2 separate regions of the Homo sapiens genome follow, and region 1 is linked to region 2. A link is an interaction called in ENCODE POLR2A ChIA-PET data of the cell type or tissue named here. Cell type or tissue: Panc1. All regions are shown on one strand.

Region 1 (8,000 bases), 160 kb after region 2:
TCCCTTGGCCTTAATGTCAAAAGATGAGATGCACTTTGAGCTCACTGCAGACTCTCATTACAGCATGAGGTTACTCTAATGACTCCTTGGTGGTATAAGTGTAGATGTTAAGTATAATGTTGATTTGCATAATGGACTATGTATTACTGAAGAAAAGGAAGCCTCTTGATTCTCAAGAGTACATTTACCCTTTTCAGTTATGAATGTCCTCTCAGTGAACTGGTTCTTCCAGTGCTCTGCTATCATTAGCCTTAAATGAAACGAATAAAGGCTTGAAAATTCATGTACTTACAGCAAATGCCTTCTTCCTTCTTTACTTGCCAGTGTTGTGGCTTTCTACACTCCACTTCCAGCACAGAGAAGTGTATTATGACACGTTAAAACAGCTCAGGACTGTAATTCCATGCAGACTGTGTTTTGGCTTCATTTTGGGATTCTTTGAAATCTTGTTCATTCGTTTTACTCAGCAATTAAAAAAAGACTCAGTGGCTGTCATTTTTTTTTTGGTAGTTGACATTTTTTACTTCTTATTATCATTCTTCTTTGTAGTTAAGCATTTATGTCCAGGAGCAGTTTTGGCCTGAATCCCTTCTGGCTTCTAGATTTGGGCCATGATTATAGCAGTTACATCAGTTTTCTGTCTATCAGCTAAAGATACACACCAGATTCATTAAGGAAAGAGGCAATGCTGTTCTTTCATACTATGTAGCACTCTGTTCAGAAGGGTCCACTTGGATTTGAGTAGTCGTGATGGGGAGGGGAAAGGGGGGAAACACCTATAAAATCCCAGCAACTGAGAATTCCCCACCAGCTACTGTGGAAGTAATGATAGTAGTGTTTAGTAGAACTGCCCAATTTAACTTTGTGTTCTTTCAGTGTTTGAATTGCTGGAATTAAATTATAATTAAATTGCATGTGAGAATGATAGTTTCATATCATTGCATTTTCTCATATCATCCTGTATTTATCAGTTTATTGGTTGATGGCCAAGTGTTTCAGAGACTATTTTAGAACTATTTGGGAATAAGGTCTGCTGGAAAGCAAGCAGGAAAGAAAGAAAGAAAGAAACTGATCATGTCATTCATCAGCTTAAAGCCCTTCAGTGTTTCTTCACTACTTCTATGATGAAGATCAGATTGTTTAGCATGACATGAAGCTGTCTGACAACGTGGCAGGGACCAAGGATCACAGCTTCCCTCCTTTCCCCATTATCACATTTTTACTTGTAAAAGCAGCCTCTTTGTACTATTCAGCCATACCTCACACCTCTGTGTTCTCTTTTCGGCCCAGGAACTTCTGTTCATCTGTCAAAATTCAGTTCAGGTGATAACTTCTCCTGTGAAGCCTTTCTTAGTCCCAGTTCCCTCTGTGACAGTTAACTACACTCTTTCTTTGCTTTGTCTTTATCTTGTACATTCTTTTATAACATTTACCAAATAGGTTGTAATTTTTGGTTAATTGTTTTTGTGTCTTCAAGATCCAGCATGTCTCCTGGTGCCACAATATTCAGTAAATATTAAATGAATTGAAGTTAATGTGGGTTTGAAGTGGGCATTAGAACCTTTTCCCCCTTTGGTGTTTAAAGCTCATTTTAAAACAGTACACTTCTGTGTGAATAGGCTGTGGCTTAATTGTCTCTAAGGATAGCTGTGTGAGTAGGTTGTTGACTGGAATTGTTGATCCCCCATTGTGATTGAGAGATAATGCTTAAGGAAACTTGCCACTGTTCTTTCTTTTGATCAATTTTCTTAATCTGAAAGTGTTTTTTTTCTGTTAGCATCATAACCCTCTAAGGCATAGAGCCTACATGTTACTTAAAAAGCCCAGGGTAGGCCGGGTGCAGTGATGCACGCCTGTAATCTCAGCACTTTGGGAGGCTGAGGCAGGCAGTTCACCTGAGGTTGTGAGTTCGAAACCAGCCTGGCCAAAATGGTGAAACCCCATCTCTACTAAAAATACAGAAATTAGCTGGGCATGGTGGCATGTGCTACTCAGGAAGCTGAGGTAGGAGAATCACTTGAACCCAGGAGGCGGAGGTTGCAATGAGCTGAGATCACGCCACTGCACTCCAGCCTGGATGACAGAGGGAGACTCTGTCAAAAAAAAAAAGGAAAAAAAAAAAAACACCCAAGGTAATGGCTTTGTACAGAAAAATGATGGTGTAAAAGTATTTTGGCATTGCAGTGACTTTAAAAATTTCAGATTGAGGCCGGGCGCGGTGGCTCACGCCTGTAATCCCAGCACTTTGGGAGGCCGAGGCAGGAGGATCACGAGGTCAGGAGAGCAAGACCATCCTGGCTAACACGGTGAAACCCCGTCTCTACCAAAAATACAAAAAATTAGCCGGACGTGGTGGCAGGCACCTGTAGTCCCAGCTACTCAGGAGGCTGAGTCAGGAGAATGGCGTGAACCCGGGAGGTGGAGCTTGCAGTGAGCCGAGATCGTGCCATTGCACTCCAGCCTGGGTGACAGAGCGAGACTCTGTCTCATTAAAAAAAAAAAAAAAAAAAAAAAAAAAAAATTTCAGATTGAGAGAGACTAGAACTCCTCCATAAAAATAAATTAATTTCATCACAGCTAGTGCTAAGAGATTCCTGAAACCTGAAACCTGGAGGTACTTAGGAAACAAGGATTCTTCCTGCATCGGGTCCTGGATGGAGATCAGACAGTTGGTAGTGGTGTTGCCCCTCCCTCTTTCCTTCCCTTAGCAAATAAGTATTTCAATAAAATATGTGTATTTCAATAAAATGTTAGATCAGGAGGCTCTCTTTAAATGTTATTTTATCTATATCAAACACATTTAAACCATCAAAGCCCAGACATACCAGCATATGTTGTGGCATGCCCCAGTTCATCATTTTGTATGCTTAAATCAAAATACTTAGCACTTCAGAAAATGATTTACCATCAAGTTTTAAATAGCTACCTGATATCATATATTCTCTTTTAATTTCACAGCACATTGAGTAAAATGTGTCTGTAGGTTTTGATACCGTAAACATCATTACTTTAATTCACACATTCACTGAATATCAAGTTCCAGTTCCTGTGGTAAAGAATCTCTGTAGTAGAGTTTATGTGTAGCATTTAAGGTATACATTGCTCCTATTCTGTGCTTTTCCCAAATTATTATATATTTACAGACATAGTTCTTTGAAGCTTAGATAAATTATAAACAAGTGTTCAAGTGGAATTCATGAACGTTTAAAAGTTTGTTTGTGTGTGTGTGTGTGTGTGTGTGTGTGTGTGTGTGTGTATGTGTTTGTAATTTAATAGACTGCTTCTCAATCTGCTGCTTCTAAAATCCCTGTAAGTAGTATGAAAATCCTAGGCGGTTGCTGCACCTGTGCTTGGAGCAAATTGGTTTTGAGTGTTAGATGCTCACCTTGCAAATCAGCAGAATGTTTCCCCTCTGCATGAGTCCTTTTCCTCTTACTGGACCAAATTCCAGTTGTATGCTACTAGGAGAACAATTTGTAGGGTAAGGAAAAAGCCCTGCAGTTTATACATAAGCAGATGGAATTGTGACCTTCAAAAAAATGTAGAACAAGTTTCTGTTAGAAATAATTTGTAAAATCAACACTAGTTTTTTTTTCTTTCACTTTGTTTTTTGGAGACGGAGTTTCACTCTGTTGTCCAGGCTGGAGTGCGTTAGCACAGTCTCGGCTCACTGCAGCCTTAGTCTCCTGGGCTCAAGTTATTCTCCCACCTCAGCCTCCCAAAGTGTTGGAACTACAGGCGTTAGCCACCACACCCTGCTGCGAAGGAGGTTATTGTTAACATTTAATGCACTTTGATCTAGCATTCATATAACAGTGGGAGCCTCTGAAAGCAGTGCTGGAGGCTTGTAAATTGTCAAAGGTGAACAATAGAGTTTGAATCTTAAACCAGTGACAGTCTTCTGCTGATTAGTGGGTTTTTGGTGGTTGTTTTTTGAAACAGGGTCTTGCTCTGTCGCCCAGGCTGGAGTGCACTGGCGCCATCATGGCCCACTGCAGCCTCAACTTCCTGCGCTTAGGTGATCCTCCCACCTCAGCCTTCTGAGTAGCTAGGTCTACAGACACATGCCACCGCGTTCAGTTAATTTAATTTTATTTTTTGTAGAGATGATGTCTGTGTTGCCCAGGTTGGTCTCAAAACTCCTGGGCTCAAGCAGTGCACCCACTTTGGCCTCCCAAAGTGCTGGGATTACAGATGTGAGCCACTGCACTCAATTTTTTATTTTATTTTATTTTTATTTTATTATATTTATTTTATTTTTATGTTATGTTATGTTATTGTAGTGACAGGGTTTCACCATGTTGCCCAGGCTGGTCTTGAACTCCTGGGCTCAAGCGATCCTCCTGCCTCAGCCTACCAAAGTGCTGGGTTTATAGATGTGAGTCGTCGTGCCCGGCCCTGATTAGTTTTTAAATGAAAAGATTTTTGTGCCCAGATATTCCACTTTATTACTGATTTTAGATTTAGACTCATTATTTTTACTCTTTTACTGCCATTTTAACTTCACGTGTACAAGATTAGTACTTCCCATTCAGGCTATAAAAAGGGTGTTTGTTTTTAAAAAGGTAGGAATTATCCCACTCTAGATTCTGGTGTTTAAAAATAATGCACATGTATGCACACACACCCAGAATGAAATGAGGTAAATATAGTAGGGTATGATGGCATCAGTTCCCTCTGGAATGTGACAGTACTGTGGACATAACCTGTGCATGTCTGTATGTCTGTTAAATTTTTAAACTGCTGCTCTTCTGCTTTTTTTGGATTGATGCTCTTCAGGGTGTTAGTGTCTATAATGTAACTTGGCTTTTTGAGGAATTGGTTGTAGCACTGAATGTGTTTGATGCATTGTTTGAGCATGAGTTTGGTGAAATTTATATTAGGAAAAGCATTGTAAGGTGAGATTGCGTTACCTGGCAGGTGGAGAGATAGAGGAGAGAGGAGCAAAAAGAAAATGAGTTGCTACAAGACATTGAATCAGTACGTTTGAGAGGATTTGAAAGTGAGTTTATCTTGCTACTCTTTTACAAAAGGAATTGCATCTGAGGAGTTTTGATTTAAACTCTGTTTTCCTCTTGAAGATCCCTGGTGGAGAAGCTACTTATTTGTGAAAGAAAAACTAAAGTAGAGCTCATATGGAAGAGAAGCCCACGTGTAGGGGCAGAAAGAAAGACACACCGTGTATGGTGGAAGGAGCCCAGGCTGGAGGACAGACATGGATCCTGGTCCTGACTTTACTACTATATTAGCTTATAGTGTAGTAGTTTAACCTTCCTGGGCTGTAAAGTGGACTGGCTCTTGAATCTGTAATTTGCTTTTGAGGTTGAATATAGGGTATCTCTAGTTATAGAAATGTTAAGAGATTGTTTTCATATGTGAGGAAATTTGAACCTAAAGCAGTGTAGTGGGCCTTAAGAAAATAGAGAAACAGTATGTTTTGGATGGAGGTATGAACAGGAAAAGAAGGTCAATTCTGCCTTTTAGAAAAGGCAATCTGGACTGGGTGCAGTGGCTCACACCTGTAATTCCAGCACTTTGGGAGGCCTAGGCGGGTGGATCACCTGAGGTCAGGGGTTCGATACCAACCTGGACAAATGGCAAAACCCCATCTCTACTAAAAATACAAAAATTAGCTGGGCGTGGTGGCTGGGATCACAGGTGCCTGCTACTCAGGAAGCTGAGGCAGGGAGAATAGCTTGAACCTGGGAGGTGGAGGTTGCAGTGAACCAAGATCGCGCCATTGCACTCCAGCCTGGGCAACAGAACGAGACTCCATCTCAAAAGAAAGAAAGAAAGAAAGAAAAGGCAGTCTGTGCAGGAAGTGCTGAAGGGAAACACTGCAGTAGAAAGGAGAAGAAAAGGGAGATATTTGTTATAAAAATCAGGTGTTTCTCTTTTGTATGTCCCTATTCTTGCTGCGTATTAAGCTTTCCTGCATGTGACAGTCTGCATGAATATTAAAATCTGCTGTTCTCCGTATCTGTGACTTGTAATACACATGGTTGATTTTGGTGACTTGCTGGTGTCTGCAATCTGATTTCAATGCATAGAACCAACATTCTAATTCTTTTTTCTTCAATTTAAGATGTTAAAATATAGAAAAAAATATGTATATATTGCCTGAATTTTAGGTAGCAAATGTTTTGCATGGTCTGAGATAATTTTATGATATTAAATTTGGGCACGGGCCATTGGGCTCTGGTTTAGTAATAAGGATGTAAAACTTACCTGTTCTTTGTAGCAAAGTAGCAAAGGCTAATCCATTTCCCCCAGCAGCTGCTAAGAGCATTAGCTGGTTTTCATGTCTTCTGTCCATAAAGAAAGTCAGTTGCAGGGGACTTGGGATGCAGGTGACTGCTGCAAGAGCAGCCTCTTCTTGTGGATTTGTAAAGCTCACTCTAATCCTATCCCAGACTCTTCCCAGGCCCCATGACTGAGATTTCCTTAGTTGTGACCAAGGTTCAGAAAGCAGAGGCTGATGGCACATGGGAAGGCTGGAGGCTTGCCCAATGAAGCCAGCAAAATTTTAATTGGTAACATTTTAGAAAATTGAGATTAGAACTCACGGCTCTTAATTGCCAGTCTGGCAGCCACATTTTGGGGGGATATAGTGAGTAAGGTAGTTAGCAGGAGTATATACAAAATAAAAAGCAGTAAGTGTCTGTTACAGGCTACCCAGAGAACTGGCCTGAGAACAAAGCAAAGTTATCTTCTAATCTGTCTTCTTAATCTCAATATTTCTTCTTTATAGTTTTATCTCTGATAAATTGTAGGTTTGTTTGTTTTTTTTTTTCCTTCTTAGATGCACAGGTCTCAGAAGAATTCTTAGTTGCATCAGTTGCAGTTTCTCACAGCACCTTGGGGTTAAGGACGTAAATAAAAACAGAAGGCCAAAAGCTCCTTTTGTTCTCAGAACACAGGCAAGATTTTTCTTTTTTCTTTTCTTTTTTTTTTGTTTTTGAGATGGAGTTTTGCTCTTGTTGCCCAGGCTGGTGTGCAATGACACGATCTCAGCTTACCGCAGTCTCTGCCTCTGGGATTCAAGCGATTCTCCCGCCTCAGCCTCTGGAGTAGCTGGGATTACAGACATGCACCAAAATTACAGGCATGCACCAAATACAGGCATGCACCAAATACAGGCATGCACCAAAATACAGGCATGCACCAAAATTATCCGCACCTGGATAATTTTGTATTTTTAGTAGAGATGGGGTTTCTCCATGTTGGTCAGGCTGGTCTCAAACTCCTGACCTCAGGTGATCCGCCCACCTCGGCCTCCCAAAATGTTGGCATTACAGGCGTGAGCCACCGTATCCGGCCAAGATTTCTTAGTCTTTTTCTGACCCCCAGTCCTATTACATTTGTAAGGGAATTTTTATAGACTGTAGACTTAAAAGCAAGAAGACTTTAGTCCTAAGGTAGAAACTCCCAGTCATTTATCTGAGTAATATTATTTTGCTTTCTTCTCTTCTTTAACCCCTGCTCCAGTTTCTGTTTCTTTGTCCAGCACTGGGCTTCTTTTTGATCCCTGCATCCTCATTCTGAGAGTTCTGTGCTGACTGGCAGCTCTGTGGTGGGGCAGAGTTTGCAGGAAGCTTGTTCCTGAAACTGGCTCAGCTAACACGAGGGCCAGCCTGTGCAGACAGTACTCTTGTTCCTGTCTGCATTGGAGGAGACTGTCCTCCTCTTTGCATACTAAACACAAGTTGTTGGAATGCTATTTGCAACTCCCAGAGCCACATTTTGGCTAGACTTGATACACTGTAAGAGGCAAATGGCCCACTCCTTTTTCAAGGAGTAAAAGTATTCACTATTATTTTACCAGGTTTGCCTTGAAAGCCTAGAAATTGCTTTTTGAAGCCAAGGGTTGAATTAGGATGATTTAAGGGATAGGAGGAGGATCCTCATATTATCCTGAAGATTTGGCACCCTGTCTAGATGCTTTTGCTTCTATCTGTCTCCCTTCTCTCTATCTGCTGTTGTACATAATCCTGTGTCCA
Region 2 (8,000 bases):
TGCCTTCCTAGAGCTAACTCCACCATAAGGCAGGTGTCACCTCCTCCACGCAGTGCCTCCTGACCCAGGCATTAGGAGAGGTCTCCTCTTACAACCCCCAGGGCCATACCATGTTCTCCAAAGCATCCCAACCACTTCGCACTGGGGAGGCACCCTCTCATGATCCTTCCAGTGCTGCAGCCTGAGTAAAGCGAGGTTTTACATGCATCAGTATAGATCAAATTTCATACTCTATTCTTGGGGTCTTCTAAGTCCCTTTCCTCACCTTCATCTGATTCTAATGACAGTGACGATGTAACTTTTGATCTCCTAAAGAAATAATAAAAATGTAAGGAATAGCAATGGCATCCTTTGAAATGTCCCTTCTCAGATGAAAGCAGTTCAGAAACCCAGGGTGAATGGAGATACTGCCAAGTAGATCACTGCAGTCCACAATTGGGCCAAGGCCCAAGTCATTCCTGGTTTGCAAAGCAGTGTCAAGAGTCTAACTGAAATGGCTTGCTTTCAAAATTATACTTGTTGATGCACAATACCAGCCTTGAAAGTTAAAAAAAAAAAATTAGGTGGGGGATTGGGATAGGTACTCAGGAGGCCAAGGTGGGAGGATTGCTTGGAAAAAAAAAAAAAAAAGCAAGGTAAGGAACTGGGCTTCTACTCACAGAACACTCAACCAGTCCCCTTTCTCCCACCTTCTTTCACTTGTCAATCCTCTTACAAGTGATCACTTTGACTGAGTTTCCGCGGTATAGAAATCGGCGGCTGCCCCTTCTTGTGCCTTCTGCTCAAAGGTTAAAAAGAGAGCTGCTGTGTATGTGTGTGTGAGAGAGACAGACAGAAAAAGAGAGCTGCTGTGTATGTGTGTGTGAGAGAGACAGACAGAAACTGCAGGTCCCTTCTCTGCATCACTCCCTGCCTACACACACACACACACACACACACACACACACACACACACACACACACACACACACACACACACACACACACACAGTGAAGGGGCTCCTGAGGCCTGGTCCTGACTTCTTTTGTGCTGACTCCCCTCTAGGAGCCAAAGAAGGGGCTCTTCTTAATAAGCCAGTTTAGGGTTCTCAACCTCAAGGTCTGAGAACTCTTAAAAACACCTCAGAATCTATGAGGGAGGACATTTTTCTGGACAGAAGTTTTCATCTGATTCTCAAAGCAGTCAGTGATCTGGACGATTAGGAGCCCAGGCAGTAAGTGAGTAGGCTTTCTCACTCTCCCATCACCACGCAGTCCCCTCTGGATACCTGCAGCCATCTTACACCCAATAGGTCCCATGTTGAACCTCACCTCTACCCAAAGCTTCCTCTCCCACCTCCCAAAGGGCCTTTTTCCTGCAACCAACACCTGTTCCAGCTGACCTCACCAAGCCCTGCTTAAATCTGCTTCCTGGATTTCCTTTTCTTCCCCAGCAGCCCAGCCAGGCTCTCACCTTCAAACCCACACAGATGTGCCCACCTCCTACAAGGCCTCCTGTCTCCACCCTCCCCACCTGCATGTGGCCAGATGAATCTTGTTACCAGATGGCTCCTTGCCTTGCTCCAAGCTCCTGGAGGCTCCGCGGTCTCATCACAGTAAGAGCTCATGCTTACCAATGGCTGAGACATGCCAGGCACGGTCCTGAGTACTCTACTCATGCTATCTCAACAACCCAATTTGTTTTTTTTTGAGGCAGAGTTTCGCTCTTGTTGCCCAGGCTGGAGTGCAATGGCACAATCTCGGCTCGCTGCAACCTCCGCCTCCCAGGTTCAAGCGATTCTCCTGCCTCAGCCTCCCAACTAGTTGGGATTACAGGTGCCTGCCACCATGCCCGGCAAATTTTTTGTATTTTTAGTAGAGATGGGGTTTCGCCATATTGGCCAGGCTGGTCTCAAACTCCTGACCTCAGGTGATCCACCCACCTCAGCCTCCCAAAATGCTGGAATTACAGGCGTGAGCCACCACACCCAGCCTCAACAACCCAATGTAATCCCTGCACCCATCCTATGGGTAGGTATATTATTAGTCTTCCCATTCTGCAGATGAAAAAAACTGGGGCTTAGAGTAGTTAATTGACTTGGTTAAGGGGACACAGCCAGGAATAGAGCTGTGGTGTGAATTAGGCAGTTCGATTTCAAAGCCTGTCTTCTTAGCCACCAAGCAATACCACTCCCCAAGTGCTAAAGCCTGGCATGAAGCCCTTCCCAATCTGGCTCCAAGGCTCCAAATCCCCCTCCCCCGTCTCCTGCTGCTGCCCTCCTGGAATGCTCCACTCTCTAAGCAAACTGGCCTAAGAATTGTTTCTCTAACTGTACCTTCTGATGCTCACTTGCTCCATCCTCTCAATATGTGGTAAAATTACTAGGAGTCTTTCTTAGTCAGGGTCTAAGAGACAGGATCTCACTTTGTCACCCAGGCTGGAGTGTAGTGGTGTGATCATAGTTCACTACAGCCTCAACATCCTAGGTTCAAGGCATCCTCCAGAATCAGCCTCCAGAGTAGCTGAGACTACAGGGGCATGCCACCACGCCTAATTTTTAATTTTTTGTAGAGACAGGGTGTGGCTGTGTTTCCCAGGCTGGAAAAAAAAAAGATTAACTGATGATCAGGAAATAATTAGATATGAATGAGAAACCAGAGATTATTTCAGTGAAAATGTTGGATGCAAAATTTCTTTTTTTCTTTTTTTTCTGAGACGGAGTCTCGCACTGTCACCCAGGCTGGAGTGCAGTGGCACCATCTTGGCTCACTGCAACCTCTGCCTCCTGGGTTAACACGATTCTCCTCCCTCAGCCTCCCGGGTAGCTGGGATTACAGGTGCACACCACCACACCTGGCTAATTTTTTGTATTTTTAGTAGAGACGGGGTTTCACTATGTCGGCCAGATTGGTCACGAACTCCTGACCTCGTGATTTGCCTGCCTCGGCCTCCCAAAGTGCTGGGGTTACAGGCGTGAGCCACCTCGCCTGGCTGCAAAATTTCATATACATTATGATCAAGTATGGTTTAAGAAAAATACAGAGAAAAGACTAGAAGGAAAAAACAACCAAATGGTTGTTTCTTGTAGAAATCTGGTAACTGCTTTCCTGCTTCACTATACTTTATATCCTTTCAAAATTTCTTAAATTAACACATATTATCTTTACCATTAAGAAAAAAAAAGGCTGGGCGCAGTGGCTCACCGCCTGTAATCCCAACACTTTGGGAGGCCGAGGCGGGTGGATCACCTGAGGTCGGGAGTTCGAGACCAGCCTGATCAACGTGGAGAAACCCCATCTCTACTAAAAATACCTGTAATCCCAGCTACTTCGGAGGCTGAAGCAGGAGAATCACTTGAACCTGGGAGGCGGAGGTTGCGGTGGGCCGAGATTGCACCATTGCACTCTAGCCTGGGCAACAAGAGCGAAACTCCATCTCAATACACAAAAAAAAAAAAAAAAAAAGGAAAGAATAAAGGAAAGTGACCATTATAAGGGATAACTCAGTTTTGTAACTAGGTATTTCGAAGACTGTGTCCTACAGTCTCCAGGTGAGGAGAGCTGGCAAGGGCGTCCAGGGTGAGCACCCCTCTGTGCCAGGCCCAGCTCCATGAGCTACAATTCAAAGAGGAATTCACTGGGGCGCTCCCTCTGTAACGTCCCACAGTGCTTCTGTTTCTCTTTTTTTCTTATTTTTTTGTGTGTGTGTGCGTATAAAGAGGAACCTCTAAAAAAAACTGCTTGTTTTTGATCAAACCTTCTCCCCTCTGCCTGCTAATGGGATCCAACGGCTAATGTCCGTTCCTTTTGCAACCCAGAAGAGCCCTCTCTGAACTCTGTCCCTACCTGCTCTCAGCAACAATGCAAATCATGACATTTTTGACACAGTGCCATCATCCCTGAAGCAGGGAGTTGCAGAGCAAGAGCTTGAGAGTCAGGTCTACGTTTACACACGTCCCAGCTGGGCCACTTATTAGTCATATCCTCTCAGGCAAGTCCCCTACATTTTAACCTCAGTTTCCTTATCTGTAAGTGGGGATGATGACAGCACTTATCTCACAGGGCTGCTGTGAGGATCCAATTGACATAACATATGTGGAGTGCTTGGCAGAATGCCAGGTCCCCGGAACACTCTCCAATAAAGGTTAGCTTAGTTATCACTGCTGTTCTTACATTCGTCGCCAAAGGAAACTTCCCCATTCCTATGTCTGATGCATGGCCAATTGCATAATACTAATACACTCCCAAGGCAGAATGGTGGCTTACACTGTAATCTCAGCTGTTCAGGAAGCTAAAGCAGGAGGATGACTTGAGGCCAGGAGTTCAAGACCAGCTGGAACAACATAGTGAGACCCCATCTACTAAAAAAAATTTTTTTTTAATTCGCCAGGCATGGTGGTGTGCACCTGTAGTCCCAGGTACCTGGGAGGCTGAGTTGGGGGGATAGCTTTACTCCAGGAATGTGAAGCTGCAGTGAAATATGATTGCGCCACTGCACTCTTGCCTGAGTGACAGAGCAAGGCTTTGTCTTTTTTCTTTTTTTTTGAGATGGAGTCTTGCTCCATCTCAAACACTGCAACTTCTGCCTCCCAGGTTCAAGTGATTCTCCTGAAAAAAAACAAAAACAAAAAATTTCCAGATCCCTGGGGAACTGTCTGGTACACAGTTTTATTTCCACCTCCCTAGGTAGTGTCACTACCTAGTCATTTTGAGGTGACACTCATATATCTGTTAAGCAATTTCCCAAGACTCCCTGCCCCTATCGCCCTGAGTCCCTGGGCACTGTCAAAGCGCTGGCCTTTGCAACCTTTAGTTTGGCATGTGGGGGCCATCTTGGTGCATCCTCCCAGTCCTGCATCCTACACACCTATCATCTTCTGGAGCAGTGGTGAGTTGCCTTTTCCAAAGAGCACGCAGAGGTCCAGGATCTTTGGAATGTCAAAGAGGAAGTTATTGTAGAGGATTTCTCCAAACGCAGAAGGGGAAATGAAGTGATCCTAAGGAAAAATGCAGAGAGAAAGGATAGAGATTTTCTGAACACTCCTACATTATAAATAGCAAACTCATGAGAAACGATCTTTGGTTCCATCAAATGGGGACTGGTTAATGATGCCTTATGCATAGACCTGGAGCAATGGCCATTCTCCCCCCGCCCTTTTTTTTTTTTTTTAAATGTTAATCTATCTATGTTTTTGTGTCTCTAGACTAAACATCCCCATGACTTTTACAACTGGCTGTATTATCATGTCTTTTTTTTTTTTTTTTTTTTTTGATACAGGGTCTGGCTCTGTTGCCCAGGCTGATGTGCAGTGGTGTAATCTCTGCTCACTGCAACCTCTACCTCGCCAGCTCAAGCCATTCTCCCACTTCAGTCTCTTGAGTAGCCGGACTACAGGCACGTGCCACAACGCCTGGCTAATTTTTGTATTTTTTGTAGAGATAGGGTTTCCCTATATTGCCCAAGCTGGTCTCGAACTCCTGATCTCAAGCAATGAGCTTGCCTCGGCCTCCCAAAGTGCTGGGATTACAGGTGTAAGCCACAGTGCCCAGCCTCCCCTTTAAAAAAAATTTTTTTTTAAATTTTATTTTTTGAGACAGTCTTGCTCTGTTGCCCAGGCTGGAGTGCAGTGGTGCTATCTCGGCTCACTGCAACCTCCGCCTCCCAGGTTCAAGCAATTCTCCTGCCTCAGCCTCCCAAGTAGCTGGGATTACAGGAGCTCGCCACCACACCCAGCTAATTTTTGTATTTTTAGTAGAGACAGGGTTTTGCCATGTTGGCCACGCTGGTCTCGAACTCCTGACCTCAAATGATTCATCTGCCTCGGCCTCCCAAAGTGCTGGGATTACAGGCATGAGCTACCATACCAGGCCCATTCTCCCTTTTAATGTAAAAACAAAGCATGCTATAAAACAATCAGTTGGGAATTTATCCTGAAATATTTGCAGATAAATTAGTATGATATCTAGGATTGCTTTAAAATACTTCAGGAAAAAAGAGAACTAAGGGAGAGAGATAAAATGAGATTGGCGGAATGTTGATAATTGTTGAAGGGTACATGGGATTCACTGTACTTTGTATATGAAAATTTTGTATTTGTGGCCAGGCGCGATGGCTCGCGCCGGTAATCTCAGCACTTTGGGAGGCCGAGGCAGACGGATCACGTGAGGTCAGGAGTTCGGGATCAGCCTGGCCAACATGGTGAAACCCCATTTCTACTAAAAATACAAAAATTAGCTGGGAGTGGTGGCACATGCCTGTAATCCCAGCTACTTGGGAGGCTGAGGTAGGAGAATGCTTGAATCCAGGAGGCGGAGGTTGCAGTGAGCAGAGATCATGCCATTGCACTCCAGCCTGGGCAACAAGAGTGAAACTCCATCTCAAAAAAAAAAAAAAAGAAAAGAAAATTTTGTATTTATGTATATTTGGAAATTTCCATTCTAGGTCAGGTGTGGTGGCTAGTGCCTATAATCCCAGCTACTTGGGAGGCTGAAGAGGGAGGACTGCTTGAGGCCAGGAATTCAAAACCAACCAGGGCAAAATAGCAAGATGCCCTCTCTCCAAAAACATTTTTTAAATTAGCCGGGTGTGGTGGTGTCTGCAGTCCCAGCTACTTTGGAGGCTGAGGCTGGAGGATTCCTTGAGCTCAGGAGTTTGAGGCTGCAGGAAGCTATGATTGCGCCACTGCACTCCAGCTTGGGTGACAGAGATTCTCTAAAAACAAAGAAAAAGGAAGAGAAAATGTCCATATTATAACACTTTTTAAAAAGATCCTATTTTTTAAATACACACACACACACACACACACACACACACACACACACACTCAAAGGGAACAAATTCCCTGAAGAAATATGCATGTAATAGGGTTGGGTGTAGTGGCTCATGCCTGTAATTCCAGCACTTTGGGAGCCTGAGGTGGGAATATAACTTGAGTTCAGGAGTTCAAGACTAGCCTGAGAAACATAGCGAGACCTCGTCTCTACTAAAAATCAAATAAATTAGCCAGGCATGATGGTGCATGCCTGTATCTCAGCTATTTGGGAGGCTGAGATGGGAGGATCACTTGAGCCTGGGAGACTGAAGCTGCAATGAGCTATAATCACGCCACTGCACTCCAGCCTGGGCAACAGAGTGACACCCTGTCTCAAAAAAAGCAAAGAAAGAAAAATGCACCTAACAGTGGTTATTTTGCAGGGGAGAGATTTTGTCGGTGACATTCGTATTTCCGCAATGTTTGGGTTGTTTAGAGATAGCAGTATTATTTTTAAAGTCAGGAAAAAAAAAACAGTAAAGATTTTTAAAAAGAGTACACAAGTTCCTTTAAGAAGTCAGAATCAATGTTTTTTCTCTCTGACGCACAAGTCAAGGCAGTCACGCGTCAGCTGGCAAAGGGCCCTCGGCTCTCTTTGATGGAAATACTGGGTGTAACACAGACCAACCCAGTGAATTAGAGGATAAGGGACGTGGCACAGATTTCTTCCCCAACAGTGGGAATAAAGATGGAAGAGAGACAAAGAGGAAACTCAATGCTTCCAGAGCCTTCCTTCCCAGGGGTGGAGAGCCCGGCACAGAGGTGTCGAGTATCGGGTGATGACCTGTCATGGGATCAGTGGCTTACTTTGGATTCCTTGTGAGTGGACATGCGGAGGAAGGTGAGAAAAACACTTCGATGGAGGCGCTTCTGCATGTCAACAACCTCAGGGGCTGAGGCCACCCCCTCGTCGAATTTGCGGGGGACATAGCGCAGGTAGGAGTCCAGGCACTTCTGTAGAGTCTCGTCAAAGATCACCTAAACCAGGAGACAGAGGAGAGCGAGGATTTATCCCTTAGGCCCCAGGGGCTTGTGGGTGGACTGTGCAGGGACTCAATGCCCATCAGCCCTGCCCTATTCCAAACACTCCGACCCCAAGGGACCAAGGAGGTATGAATGAGCCAAGGGCTAAACACAAGATTCTAAAATTGACACTTTGAAAGGTGTGTAAACATTAAGATTGTGATACAAGACAGAGCAATCCGAACC

Evidence for each region. ChIA-PET counts read pairs that join two places held together with the same protein. Peaks named below come from ENCODE experiments on the same cell type or tissue, not always from the same donor. Only the 100,000 strongest peaks of a DNase experiment are listed, where the experiment ranks them.
Region 1: POLR2A ChIA-PET joins it to region 2 with 24 read pairs; 6 of 35 experiments call an interaction of 5 or more read pairs at or near these places.

The regions. Positions count from the first base shown.
Region 1 is chr22:29,979,721-29,987,720 of GRCh38, forward strand. All of the region lies in intron 5 of MTMR3 (myotubularin related protein 3), which reads left to right. Among named protein-coding and RNA genes, the nearest start is that of MIR6818, 23 kb to the right of the region's middle. RefSeq lists an enhancer at 10-59. In Panc1, no CTCF peak of the experiment used is centred here; no DNase peak of the experiment used is centred here.
Region 2 is chr22:29,817,489-29,825,488 of GRCh38, forward strand. ASCC2 (activating signal cointegrator 1 complex subunit 2) reads right to left here. Exons shown (of 20, transcript NM_032204.5): 4 at 7,599-7,769; 5 at 4,847-4,976. Among named protein-coding and RNA genes, the nearest start is that of ASCC2, 17 kb to the right of the region's middle. RefSeq lists enhancers at 3,587-3,636, 3,697-3,756 and silencers at 3,732-4,026, 3,816-4,005. In Panc1, no CTCF peak of the experiment used is centred here; a DNase peak (open chromatin) is centred at 4,069.